Linked DNA regions of Homo sapiens: region 1 is linked to region 2. The links are chromatin contacts, found by Hi-C or POLR2A ChIA-PET in ENCODE. All regions are on one chromosome and are shown on one strand. Each heading gives the region's core, a stretch centred on a gene start or an enhancer-like site at or near the end of the contact. The rest is flanking DNA. Distances are from core to core; before and after follow the strand shown.

Region 1 (7,249 bases), core at 2,189-4,688, 83 kb before region 2:
GCTGCTGGCCTTGTGGGGAGCTCTGGGTGGGACCCTCCTTGAGGGGTGAGACCCCCTCACCACCATATTTCTGCCCATAATTCATTGTCTGCCCGTGGTTATTCTCCTAAGAGCTGCCCTTGCATGGGCAGCCGCTGCGAGGGAGGAGAAATGCACACCCGTCTGTCCACCGCTTCCTCTGGGCAGCGATGTCCACCCAGCACTGCTTCCCCACCCCCAGGGACACCTCCTACCCCTCCTCATGTGGACACCGGCACTTTGCCCCAGATCCCAGGGTGAATAGCGCTGCTGCTTAAGGACAGCACAGACCCTAGGAAGATAAGGCAGATGACATCAGAAATGTTCAGAGGGTCGTCCATGCCAGCTGTGGGAACAGCCCCGGGGCCAGGCCTGTGGGCACCTGGGCCTTTGCAGATCAGAAGGAGCAAGTGTCCTTCTGTGTTGATGCAGGCTTTCCAGTCGGAGCTGCAAAAGGAGACACAAAAATCACAGCTCATTCCAAGAGGTGCCTGCAGCCAGCAGCACCCAGCAGCATTGTCACCACTGCAAGCAGCCACTGACAGCCGACCTGAGAATGAACATGAGGGCCAGGGAGGAGGCAGCTCAGCCTGCAGCGTCAGCAGCGCAGTTCGGCAGAGCCTGCTAATCGTCTTGCTCAAGTTTCAAACTCTGTTTACCAAATGACCACAGAAGCGTTTTAACAACAAACACCTCATTTGAAGGCCAAGATGAAAAATTTTACATAAAAAATTAATTTTACTGGTTTACATTGTTTTTATACATTAAAATGAATACATTTACTTATTTTTTTGAGACAGGGTCTCATTCTGTCACCCAGGCTGGAGTGCAGTGGCACGATCATAGCTCACTGTCGACTCGACCACCTGGACCCAAGCAATCCTCCCACTTCAGCCTCCCAAGTAGCTGGGACTACAGGTGCTCACTGCCACATCTAGCTAATATTATTTTTATTTTTCGTAGAGATGGGGGTCTCGTTATGTTGCCCAGGCTGGTCTCCAGCTCCTGGGCTCAAGTGATCCTCCTGCTTTGGCCTCCCAAAGTGCTGGGATTAAGGCATGAGCCACCACGCCCAGCCAAAATGGACACATTTACTTATTGTAAATTTAGTAATGGCCACACAGCTCATAAGTGACGATGCCAGGCTCAGGACCCATCTCTGGGTCCTAATAAAATATTTTCTAGCCTCTGTCCTGTCTAACAATACAGTTGGAAAAAAACTGGGTACAGCTATGTTTTTATGTGCCTAAGGGTCAGCAAGATGTCAGAGATGACTGTGCATCGTATGGATGGGCTGGCACCGTCTGGATGAGTAACTGAATGCAGTCGAGTGAGATTCATAAATTACACCTGCACCATGGCAAGCTGGACTTTGTCAGGCAAGAGGCTCTTGGACTCCTGCTATCAGAGAGGAAGGACCAGACAATTCAATGACTGCACCTCTTGTCTCACCTCAGCTCTTCCACCTCTCAGACCCTGCCTCTACTCCAGTGCAATGTCTGTCTCTGTTGGTGATGCACAACCTACCTGCCTTTACAGCATTTAGATGAAGTGGCCTTTTGTTTCCAAGTTGTCAAGCGGGAGACGCAGACAGTGTTTCTTCGAGGCTTGGGGGGTGGTTGTGCGAGAGTGGACGCTAAGTCCGGGCCAACACTGAGTGCTGTATCCCAGGGACATAGGAGTCCTGCGTGTGGGTCTGCGACACGTAAGGGCCTCTCAAGCGTGGGGTCTGTGGCAGGTGCCCTCCTGCCTGGGTCTAAGGCCAGTGCCGATTATTGTTGTGAAAGCCCCACATTCCTTTCAGAAGAGGTTTGGCAATCGACTGCTTTACCATAGGTGCTGCCTTCATGATCCTGAGGTCGTGGGTAAAAATCTCCACTTTCAACCACAAGGCTGCTTTGAGGATTGCAACACTTGGGCAGCAGAGGTTTATGTCCACTGCTGGTTTCTAAGCCAGCCTGTGTCTGTGCTTGCACAGGAATGGGCAGGAGCTCTGATTCATACAGATAAAAAGCTGCAAATTATAAGAGTTTCAGACTGTTCTCTCTGTGGCTGCTGCAACTCACAGATTTTGGGAGAAGCCTGGGTATGCTGAGGGCTTACGAAGTCGAGATGACCTCACACCACAAGGTGACATGTTGGTGGTTCCAACGTGCTAATCTCTGATGCATCACACTTGTGAATTGGCCACTTCCAGTGCAGTTACAAATGAGATTTTAAGTGAAAGCTTAATAAGTATTTTGGAGCTCTGGAAGGCCTGCAGGATTTGGCTGGTCCCCAATGCCACTGTGCCAAGCAGAGGCCAGGTTCTGCTGGGGTGCCCCAACTCCTGGTCACATAGGGAAGTTCCTCCTCCCAGGACGCCAAGGTCTGGCTTCTACCTGCATGTAGCTTCTCCTTCTGGTCCCAGTGCTTATCACTGGGGTTTCCAGAACACATCTCTAAGAGTCGGGCGTGGTGGCTCACACCTGTAATCCCAGCATTTTGGGAGGCCAAGGCGGGTGGATCACTTGAGGTCAGGAGTTCGAGACCAGCCTGGCCAACATGATGAAACCCTGGCTCTATTACAAACACACAAAAAATTAGCCAGGCATGGTGGTGTGTGCTTGTAGTCCCAGCTACTCAGGAGGCGGAGGCAGGAGAATTGCTTGAACCTGGGAGGCAGAGGTTGAAGTGAGCCAAGATGGCCCCATTGCACTCCAGCCTGGGCGACAGCGCAGGACTTAGATAAACCCAGGGCAAAGTGCACTTTGCATGTCTAGAGGCAAAATTCTTCAAAGGATTGCCCAGGGTGTGAGATGTGTGATAATCTGGTGGCTCCTGGACGAAGCAATAATCTCATTTAATCCTTTTCCAATTCTTGCTCCTTTATGAGTCTTTTGAGGACTTTCTGAGTCCTCAAAGAGAAAGTCTGTTTGGTAATATACGTTTAAAAAACCTTAACATTTATTAATCCTCCCCCGCCAACCCCGATTTTTTTGAAGAGAGAAAGCAAATGTATCTAACTGAAGTTTAATGCTGTTTTGTTTTTATATTACTTTTTACTTTTAGCTTCTACTTAATAAAAAAATCCAGCTTGTATTGATGGGAGGGATATAAAAAAATTGCGACAGTGCTCAGCAAATGACTGGTGTTTGGGACCCGTGGCCTCTAGATTTAGCGGAGTTTCGATCTGTGATCTGGGCTCCATGCCTGAGACAGAAAGTCATGCCCTCAGTCAGCCCGACTTGAGACCGATGTGAAGCGACTGGAGGGGGCCCTCTGGGACATTTGCAAATGACCACGCCCCTGCTGTACTGCAAACGACGACTGGGCAAGGAGGAGCTGACCACAGGAGGCTCGGACTGGGAGCCAGAAGATTCCCCCGGGGAAGCTTCAGAAAGCAGGAAGAGCAGCTGGTTTGGGCAGTCCCAAATGCCTGCTCTAGCTCTGAGTATCGTTACCTAATCCCTGTGAGAGAGTGGGGAGCGGCTGTGCAAGTTCCGAGTGCAGGTATGCTACCTGTTAGGATTTTATTTTTTTATTTTTATTTTTTTTTGAGACGTAGTCTCGCTCTGTCGCCAGGCTGGAGTGAGTGGCGCCATCTCGGCCAACTGCAACCTCCGCCTCCCGGATTCAAGCGATTCACCTGTTAGGAATTTTAACATTCAGCGCCCAAGCGCAGAGCAGAGGAGGCTGGAGGGGCGCAACACCGCCATCTCGCGGCGACGGGGTGCACAGCGCTTGCGAGGACCCAGACTGGGATCCATCTGTCCCAGAGACTCATTTTCAGCATCAAAGTGCGTCCCTGCGCTGTCCGTAAAGAGCCTGCCATGCGGCAGGTACCGCGCAGGACTCCAGACCTGCCTTATCTTTTGAGATCCCCACAGCCCCTGAAGGAAGGGACCACTAATATCAACATTCACAGGACGAAATCGGAGGTGTCCTTGTGTTCACAGCTGGGCAGCCCACCCAGCTCAAGGGGGGACTTGGGGAACGCTGTCTAGCCTGCGAGAGGTGGAAGTGGGCTCCTGAGAAGGGCGGCCGCGTGTGGCTTCACCGTCCCCTTTTGGGTTTAAAGGGAACTTCCCCGGATGGATTAGGTGTCACGGCAGCAGTGTGAGAATGGAAGCGCCCAAGCCCGTCCCCTCGGCCAGCCCCTTCAGCTCTCTGGGCCTCAGTGTCGTCACCCGTCAAACGGGGACAGGGACCCTCCTTCCCAGTGCAGGGTGGGGTCCGAGTGAGCTAGGGCAAGCCAGCGTTCAGTGCAGGGCAACTGGGGTCTGAGTCCTTGGGGAGCTGGGCTTGGAGAAAGTGAGATCTCGTGGGCTCTGGGAGGGAGGGCCTGTGCTCTGTTCCCACACAGCACCCCCAGCGGCAGGGCTCCTTGGGGAGGCCAGACCAGGGCCAGGCGTGGCCAGAAAGACCCTGCCTTTAAGGGGCTGTGGAACCCTGGGCAAGGAGTGTACCCAAGTAACCAGCGTGGCCCCAGGCCAGGGGTCCCCTCTGCAAGTGTCACATTGGAGGGGGCCCTGATGATCTTGCAGACCCTGCAGCCACCTCGGGCCAGAAGCGAAGCAGGGTCCCTGCCCTCAGAGAGCGTCTAGTCTAGTGGAGATACACACATGAAACTGCCTTGTTTAGAAGCTACCAGGAAGGAGAGGCCCCAGTGAGAAGACGGCAAATAAAGGGGGACTGTGACCTAGTCAAGCCACCAGGGAAATCTTCCTGAGGAGAGGACGATGGATGAACTTTGGAGGCAGAGTGGGCATTGCCTGGGAGGCAGGGAGGGGAGAGCGTTTCAAGAAGAGGGAGGAGCATGTGCCACGCAGGAAGGAGGGAGGACAGGGAGTCCCAGACTGAGGGAGGACAGTGCCAGGAGGGCCTGGAAAAGCAGAGGGGAGGGTCAGGCCACAGCAGGCTTGAGAGGCCACGGAGGGGGCTGTGTGTGACAGGGAGGGTGACGGGGATGGTGGGAGGTAGGAAAGGAGAGGAGAGATGGAACCTGATTTGCATTTCACAATGACAACTCTGCCTGCTGGGGTGGAGAAGGATCTGGAAGAGTCTGGCGTAGGCAGGTGGGCAGAGCACCTGCGAGGTTAGTTAATGCACATAATCAGGAAGGAGACTTTGTAACCTGGGCCAGGGAAATGAAGAGAACAAGGCCAGTGGTCTGTCCAGGGGCCCGGGGACGGGTGGGAGGTGGGGGTGAGGGGAGCCCCAGGGATGGCACCCAGGCTTCTGTGTTACACAGTTGGAGGTGGCCTCGCCAGGAAGGAACAGCTGGAGGAGGCCAGGTTTTGGAGGGAGGGCATCTGCATTCAGCCTTGGCCGTGCTGAGCCTGAGCTGCTGCTGAGCTATGCAGGGGAAACACACAGGTATGGGGTGTCTGTGTCACCAGTGAGGGGACTGTGCAAGTGACTGTCCTAACTGAACACTTCAGAGTGAAAAGAAGCTCTGTTAACAATGATGCCACACCAGGGCCCCAGACAGGGCCTGTCCCCGGCAAACAGGGGCACTAGTGCCCTTGCTATCGGTAGTTAGGAGACAGCAGAGACACGGATGGGGGTGAGATCCTTAGAGAAGGAGGGGACTCCCGGAAGCCGAGAGGAATGGCTGACTAAGAGTGGCGGAGCACAGGTGGGGATGGCCAAGAGGGTGTGCATCTGTGCCAGTGCCGGGAGCATTTGGGAAGTGCAGTGTGGCCCACGGTGGCCCCTGGCCATTGCTGAGGGGGAACCTGGCTGGATGTACCCCCTAGGAGGTCACCGGGGGCCTCGGTGAGAGCTGGCAAGGAGAGGTGGCATCGTGAGCCACACTGGGGTGGAGACTGCAAATGGCCAGTTCTCTCTGGAGCAGCGCCGCTTAAATAAACATGGCTCTGGCATCTTTGAAGGCAGCTCTCTGGTCTTCTCTCCTGCGAAAGTGCTCAAGGAGGCAGTAACTCACGTTCAGGGGGTGCTGTCTGAGCAGCAGGAGTGAGGGCTGCCTTTCTTCAGTGAACCAAAAATATTTGCCAAGCCTCTCCTATGTGCCAGGCGATGGAGACAGATTTACGGCAACAGACGTGAGAGAACAAGCCGGGGGTTCAAGCCTCTGTCACAGACGCACGGGAGCTTCAGAAGCAAGCGCTCCTGCTGGGTGGGATACGGCCCACTCCATCTCCCCCGCTCTAGGAACTGCCTGGGCCACTCATCTCCCCTCGTCAACATGAAGAGGTGACGCCAGCTGTTCTACTCAACTGCTCCGGAGAGACACCTGCTCTGGGTGCACTCACCACAGGGCCAGATCCCCCATCTCCAAACCGGGCCAACCATCGTTCCCACCACGGCCCGGGCTGAGTCTGGGGTCATGAGAGGAGGCTGTCTCTGTGGCGGCGGAGCTGTGCACTGCCTGCTTCCTGCACGAGAGCCAGGTCCGGGTTCCTCCTGTCTTCCCGTGGTCTGGCTGCCCCTCGCTGGCCTGGATTTTATGCTTTGGTGGGAGCTCAGCTTCTCTCCCTGGCAGCCGAGGGCTCGGACCGATACGGCCAGCACTGTGCATGCCCGGGTTTGAGAGAAGCCACCCCAGCCTGGGGTTGTCTTCCACAGACCCCCGCCCCCTTGCCAGAATGTCAGCACCCTAACACCCCCTGTCCTCAGTCTCTCAGCCCAGCCGGGCTACCTTTCTGACCTATTCCCCTCCAGGCTTGCCAAAACCTGCGGCCCACTCTGTTCTGCCCACTGCTGGCCTTCTCCTCTCTGGGCCTTTGCGTGGGTCTCCCCACGTACGGTCAGGAGGTGGACCAGTGCGGTGGAAGGAGAGCTGGGTGGTGGTCGGGCCTGGGTTTGAGTCCCAACTCTGCCCTCACCAGCTGCTCAGCCCTCTCCCAGCTCGCCGCCTCATCGCCTCATCTCTAAGTGAGGAACACTCGCTCCAGCTTCAGGGCTGGACACGGTGATCCTCTAGGGAAGGAGGCAGGCTGGAACCAGGAACGTGTACAGAGAATGCCTGGCCCAGAGCAGAGAATCTCGTTTCTCTCTGCCTTCCTCAATGATCAAGAACTAGCCAGGCGGGAAACGCAAATGCAATGTGGAAATAAACCAAACAAAGGCGAGACAGAGATCTAGGGTCACCTCTGTGAGTCCGCTAAACTGCAAATGAGGCAGACTTTCTGTGGTGAAATCATGGGCAGCTTTTGTTTCTAAGAGTAGATCAAAATGGACTTCATATTTCTGTAAGCGCCTCAGAATCCAATTGGAAATCACAGAG
Region 2 (7,041 bases), core at 4,485-6,984:
TGGCACGTGGCCTTCTGGTTCTCAGGCCCAGCTTTCTCCACATGCAGCTGCTCAAAGCGCAAACTCTCTGTTGCTAGGAGCTCTGGACTCACCAGGGAGTTGCAGCTAAGCTGGCTGTTGCACAAATACAAAAATATTACAATTAATGGAAAAATATTTGTACCATATATAGCAGTTTAATGGCCATATTCTTAAGACCCCCCAAAAAATTACAAAGCAGCAAAAACAAAATTAACCCCACTTTTAAAAAATGGGCAAAACACTTGAGCTAGCAGTTTACAAAGAACCATAAATGGCCCATAAATAGTCACTCGTTCCAGTAGGAACTAAAGAAATGCAAACGAAGTCAACAAAGAGATCAGTTTTTAGGTCTCATTTGAAAGGATGGCGTTGGTCCCCAATGTTGGTGAGACTGCAGGGAAACAAGCCTTATCCCAACCTGCTGGTGGGATTTCAAATGTGTATCTTCCTAGGGGGTCAGATTTGGCAGTCTCTATCAGGGCTTTCCAATCATTTAGTCTCTACAAATGTACCTTTAGGAAATAATTCTAGATGTGTTCAAAGAGCTTCACGAATGTTCACTGTCTGCTACTTATAATAGTGAACAATTGAGTTCAACCTAAAGGTCCAATAAAAGGGGATCACTTAAATAAATGGTGACCCTTCCACACAATGAAACACTTTGTACATTTACACAATGATAGAAAAATGTTTACTAATTAAGAGAGTGTTCACAATTTATATTGTTCAGTAAAAAGGGAGATTAAATACAAAACCGTATGTATAGTATAATTCATTTTGGTAAGAAACAAGAAATTTCTTACCAAAGAAGAAATACTTAAATAGAATGTCCATAAACCTTAACAGTGGTTATCTTTTCTTTGAAATAGGGTCTACATTACCCATTTTTGGCTGGTTTTGAACTCCTGGGCTCAAGTTAGCCTTCTGCCTCAGCCTCCCAAAATGCTGGGATTACTGGCGTGAGCCACTGGGCCTGGCCTTTAACAAACTTTTTTTTTTTTTTAAAGGGGTAATAAAGGTTGTTTTTCCACTTTCTTTGGAAACTTCCAGTCTTTTTCAAAATTAGGAAAGGATCTGGTTGTACAGTGGATAGTGTAAATTCTACCAGGGAGGTACACCAGATTACTAAGTGAGAGGCTGACACATAAGCCTAGAACGGTCTCCTTGCACATCTCACTGAGGGTTGTGGCCTATGTTCTAAGTCCAACAAAAAGGAAACTCATCTGCTCAGCAGAGTATTCATTGCATGATAAATTGAATGTAGCCACTGAAAATATTCATGCAAATATCTTCATTAGTAAAATCATGCAATTAACCTGAAATATGTGCTAAATGAAGCAGCCAAATTGTTGCATATTTTCCCAGCTCTTAATTATAATTTTGGTAATCAATTTTTCTCCTGATTACCAAAAAGAAAAAAAAAAAAGACCCTTCAACGTATGCATGATCCGAGGATGAGCTGGAACGTGAGATAAAACCCTGAATCGTTATAGCAAAGGAGGCCATTAACCTTTCCTGTGTTTTTGTTCATTGCAAGCATTTCCTGCTAATGCTCATTGCGGAAGAAGATTGGATTTTAACAAGAGCTTTTTGGATCAAGCATCAGCCCTTCCTGAACTCTACGTTTTGCAAGCGCCACCGTCATTAAAGGTTACCAGCACTTCCATTATCATCTTCCCAGCGTTTATTTCTTAAATGGCTTTTGACTACAGTGTAAAAATTTTCCTTAAGTGAAAACTGGCATCCAATCTCTCGCAAGCCCAGACATGCAGATGGCCAAAAATGCCACAGGGCCACATTAAAAAAAAAAAAAAAAAGCAGGGTGGAGGACAATGAGTCCTAATAGACAGATCCCCTGTGCTCTCTGAATTCTTGTTTTCCCATTTACTGAGCAGTTAGTGGATTTGGAGGTGGGAAGAGCCTCACCCTATAGCATTTCACAAGGTACATTAGGAGGAGCTGCTGAGCCATGGGGTAGCTCAATTTCTACATCTGTAAAACGAAATGAAGCACGTGAGGATTGAGATGAGTAAAGTCTCTAGCATATGTAAAAGACAAAATATATTTGCCAATATTTAAGTTGCGACATTTTAACTTCCCCTTTTTAACAGGTCCTCCATGAAGCAGTCTACCTCCTCAGGCTAAACCGGGAAGGTGTCACCCTTGGGACAGAGTGGGTACTTGATCTCTCTAGTAAGATGTTGTTTTTCACCACTTGACCTTAGAGATCCTCCCAAGATGCAGAAATGCTTAGTTCTCAGTCATGAGAGTAGAGCTGGGAGGAACACAAACATATTAGACAAAGAAAAGCCAGGAAGGCAGGGCCCGGGCATACAGGTTGCACACTGTGCAAGGATCTCATGTAAGGGGCACCTTTCATTCATGGCAGAGACACTGTAGATTTATAGATTTGTCCTGACAGTTTTCTAGATACAAAATAAATAGAGCAATTTTTCTTCCAGATAGAAGTAAAGTGTCCTGAGGAAGGAGGTGCCTGTTTCTAAATTGCACCAAGATGCTCATAGATTAACTGCAGCCTGGGGAAGCCCTCTGCTCATGGCTCCCAAAGTTTGTGGGGTGAACAGACCTGGAGGGAGCAGAGGGGAAGAGTGGATGTGTGGGTCTTGCTAGGTCTCTTGGAGAAGACCCCTGGTAGGGAGTTGGGAGGGAGCCTGAGGGGGAGGGCTTCTTTTCTGGTTCCTGTTTAGTTCTCTGCTATCCTGACTGCACTGATACGGAATTTAAGAAGAAATTATTGGCTGGGCACGGTGGCTCACACCCATAATCCCAGAATTTTGGGAGGCGGAGGTGGGCGGATCACTTGAGGTCAGGAGTTCGAGACCAGCCCGGTCAACGTAGTGAAACCCTGTCTCTACTAAAAATACAAAAATTAGCCGGGTGTGGTGGCGGGCACATGTAATCCCAGCTATTCGGGAGGCAGAGGCAGGAGAATTGCTTGAACTGGGGAGGTGGAAGTTGCAGTGAGTTGAGATCATGCCACTGCATTCCAGCCTGGGTGACAGAGTGAGATTCCACCAAAAAAAAAAAAAAAAAAAAAAATTATTTAGGCAGATACTAAGGAAGGGTAAGGATGTCCTTAGTAAGGTTTTTCTTTTAATTAAAAGCAGCAGCCCCCAAATCATTTCTTTTCTAACAAACAGCAGCTTATAAAATCGAGCTGCACACATAGAAAGGCAGGCTAGAACCTGGCATGGTGCATGCCGGTAGCTGTGCCAGTAGGAAAGGGGTTACCTGGGTCTACGCATGTCCAACATGGCGGCTCCGTCTTCCCTTCCCTTTGCCAGCCAAGTGTACAGTAAGGAGCAGACAATATGGCACCCACCAAGTGGAAAGCCAATTTGCTTAATAAGATTAGAGTGGGATGGGCAGCTTCCCCAAATGCTGTGTAAACATCACACCTGGTCCAACCAATCTGTGGGCCCTCTGTAAATCAGACACCCCCTCCTCAAGCCTGTCTATAAAATCTGCTGCATTCTGCTGCAGGCCAGAAGTCCCATTCTGGTGCCCTTCTCTTTTGCAAGGGAGAGAGCTGTTCTCCTTTCTCTTTCTTTTGCCTATTAAACCTCCACTCTTTGTTGTTGTTGTTGTTGTTGAGACAGAGTCTCGCTCTGTCGCCCAGGGTGGAGTGCAGCGGTGCCATCTCGGCTCACTGCAACCTCCGCCTCCTGGGTTCAAGTGATTCTTGTGCCTCAGCCTCCCGAGTAGCTGGGATTACAGGTGTGCACCACCACACCTGGCAAATTTTTGTATTTTTAGTAGAGTTGGGGTTTCACCATGTTGGCCAGGCTGGTCTCAAACTCCTGACCTCAAGTGATCCGCCTGCCTCGGCCTCCCAAAGTGCTGGGATTACAGCTGTGAGCTACCATGCCCGGCCTGAACCTCCTTGTGTGTGTCCATGTCCTTAATTTTCTTGGCATGAGGCAAGGATACTCAGGGATTACCCCAGACAAGGACACCGCTTCAGCATCAGGGAGAAGTCAGTAATGGAGTGAGACTAGGAGGGGAGGCCTCGCATATCCAGCAGGCCCCTGGCAGGAAACCGATGGCTCATACCAACTGGGAACTTGACCGTGCGTGGGCAGAGCAAGAGAAGGCTGCAGGGGGCCACAGGGCCTAGGGCCAGCAAAGGCAGGAGCCACTGCTGCTCCCAGGCCTGAGAGTGGCGGGTGGTGCTGGGCAGACAGGCTCCCGATAGGTGCTGGGCCCTGGGGAGAGGACCCAACAGTGGGGGAATCAGAAAATGAGGACAGAACCGAAGGCCCTGTTCTCCCTCCTTTTTGCCTTCAGCTGGTGCTGACCATTGGCCAAACTCAACTGGAAGCCACAGGCAGAAGTGTCTGGGCACCGGGCTCGGGGACAGGGGAGGACACTTCTCTGAAGGAGGCAGGGATTACTCGGCGTACCTGATCCTGGCTTCACTGGTCTCCTCTTGGTTCCCAGGTAGAAAGGGTCAAGGTGACCCTTAGGCAGAGGCTGGGTATAGGCTGGTCTGGGACAGGGAAGCAAATGGAGGACGTGGTGGAGACTCACAAGAGACTTCAGTTTGGAGAGGGCTGAGGTGAGACTGAGGCAGCCATGGGGTCTCTTGGGTCCCAAACAAACCCATCTCGGGAGCTTACCCCAGCCCCCAGTTCACACGATGGAGGCCCACGGGGCTCTCGGCACCGCATCATGGTCACCGCCTGGACCTGAGAAGTGCTTCCCTCTGCTGTCAGGGGTACCATGGGGGCCCCTGGTCTCCCAAACACCCAGACCGCATCTCAGGGAGGGGTGGGCAAGCAGAGACGGAACTGAGAGAGGCTGAGCACGGCCAGCGGCCAGCTGTGTGTGACCTGATTCAGCAGCTGGGACAAAAGGCAGTTTGTTCCATGATCCCTGAGACGGGGCCTTGGGAGAGACCAGATGAATTCTACAGAATATGAGGAAGTGGGTGGTCAGGTACAGAAATCTGAATCCCACTATATATCTATGTCTTAAATATATGTATTTTTTGATCCCATTTGTGTGTGTATGCGCGTGCACTCACACACGAGAGTGAAAGGGAGAGAGAGAGAGACAGACAATTAAGGCAATCCCTTCTCTAGTATTCAATCCCAGAAACTTAGATGATTATGGTACCCTATTAAAATGGAGTATCCTAGAACCATGAAAAATCCCATTTCTCAAAAATATTACAGACCAATAGCACTTGTAATGATAGATGCAGAAGTCCTTCATAAAATTTTACCAACCAGCATAAAACAACTCATTAAAGAAAAGTCACCAAGGCCAAATAAGCTTTGTTCTTAAGGTAATTTATCGTGGAATAAGAGAAAATATTTAAAGGCTTTAATAATTGAAACAGACAATTTTAAAACATGATTCAACACTCTGTTTTCATAAAATAGTGGAAAAATAGTAAAGGGAGTTTTCCCTTAACACGATGAGGTGTTGCATTTGAAATTCAAATCCAATAGTCATTTACAGAGGTGCAGGGTTCTGTGCTGGGCACTGCACCACGGCATGACCCTGCTTCCCCCTGACCCTGGAGTGATGTACAAAATCCCACTCTGTTTGGCCCAGCACTGTCTCTTCGGTCTCTCCTCCTCCCCTTTTCCCTCCTACTCATGCATCGCGGCATGGCAGGCCTTCCTGCTGCTACTGGTGCATACCAGCCTCACCTCTGTGGCTGCGTCTTTGCATGTGCGGTTCCTCTCTTTAGAACAGCTTCCCCTTGGCCAGATAGCTCCATGACTGGCCCCTCCCTCCTCCCTCCTTCCTCCTTTCCTTTCCTTCTTTTGGTGGAGTTTTGCCCTTGTCGCCCAGGCTGAAGTGCAGTGGCGCAATCTCGGCTCACTGCAACCTCCGCCTCCCAGGTTCAAGCGATTCTCCTGCCTCAGACTTCCAACTAGCTGGGATTACAGGCAGGCACCACCACGCCCAGCTAATTTTGTATTATTAGTAGAGATGGTATTTCTCCATGTTGGTCAGGCTGGTCTCAAATTCCCGACCTCAGGTGATCCGCCCACCTCGGCCTCCCAAAGTGCTGGGATTACAGGCGTGAGCCACCGCGCCCAGCCTGGTTCCCCCATTTCTTTGAGGACTCAGCTTAAATGTCACTGTCTTGCTCAGGACTTTCTTGAGCAACCTATGCTAAAAAAAAAGCATGCAAAGTCTACCCAGCTCCCTCCCAGTGCTCCTCACCTCCCCTCCCTACCAGTCCTCGATGTCACCTGTCATAACCTACAGACCATATAGGGACTCGTTTCTTTATTGTCTGTCTCCCGCTGCCAGAACACGAGGGCCACCAGGCTGGGGACTTTGCCTTTTTCACAGCCGTTTCCCGGGGCCCAGAACAATGCCAGGCACTGCAGTTGCTCAGGGAGTGTCAGTGACATGAGTGAATGAGCAGCTGCCCCCATGGGAGAAGAGGTAATACCTGCAACTTCTCCATTTCAAACCCTTTTGCTTAGGACTTCTGCATACTTGCACTTAAAACACCTTTATTTTTGAAAAGGCAAAACATGCCCATGGTATAAAATTCAAAAAGGCCCTAAGACTTAAGAGTACACAGTAAATATAAACACTAAGCGCCGCCTCATGCAGGCACTTAAAGCCTCTTCCCCTTGCCAGAGTCTGATAGATAGAAAAGGGAAGCTCTTGCATAATTTTCATTTTTTCCACAAGTGAGATTGAGCTTCTCATCTATTTAAGACTAGTGAGTGTTTGTTTTTGTTTTACTGGGGACTGTCTGTTGATAGCCTTGCTTATTTTTCTGCGCAGTTGTCAGTCTGTCTTATTGATTCTGCAGGGTAGGAAAAAGAATTTTCTCTCTGTCCTTCATAATTCTTAGCCGGGACTCCCTATAACAAAAGACAGATGCACAAGAGAAAACAAACAGAAATTTAAAAACATTTATCCCTCCTGTATACGTGGGAGATGACCCAAAGAAACGAGTCGATCTTAAAAAAAAAAGAGTATAAACTTCAGGCTTAAATATCATTGTTTGCTGAAACAAAG

The links. Hi-C counts contacts between places; a loop is a spot of excess contacts on that map. ChIA-PET counts read pairs that join two places held with the same protein, here RNA polymerase II (POLR2A).
Region 1: a loop to region 2 is called in a map of endothelial cell of hepatic sinusoid, with 7 times the contacts of the local background. The contact joins two enhancer-like sites. A Hi-C loop is called at or near these places in 2 of 168 maps with a recorded cell type or tissue (endothelial cell of hepatic sinusoid and heart right ventricle). POLR2A ChIA-PET finds 5 or more read pairs at or near these places in 3 of 52 experiments (PC-9, WTC11 and activated T-cell).

What each region holds. Positions count from the first base shown.
Region 1 is chr16:83,923,305-83,930,553 of GRCh38, reverse strand. MLYCD (malonyl-CoA decarboxylase) reads right to left here. Exons shown (of 5, transcript NM_012213.3): 5 at 3,523-7,249. It overlaps LOC105371372 (a long non-coding RNA gene), which reads left to right. Exons shown (of 2, transcript XR_007065147.1): 2 at 451-7,094. Among named protein-coding and RNA genes, the nearest start is that of OSGIN1, 26 kb to the left of the region's middle. Within about 2 kb of position 3,438, at least 12 of the 41 ENCODE cell types and tissues checked have a DNase peak (open chromatin) inside an H3K27ac peak, as active enhancers do.
Region 2 is chr16:83,842,569-83,849,609 of GRCh38, reverse strand. No RefSeq gene overlaps it. Among named protein-coding and RNA genes, the nearest start is that of HSBP1, 38 kb to the right of the region's middle. RefSeq lists enhancers at 2,317-2,816, 2,817-3,318. Within about 2 kb of position 5,734, at least 5 of the 41 ENCODE cell types and tissues checked have a DNase peak (open chromatin) inside an H3K27ac peak, as active enhancers do.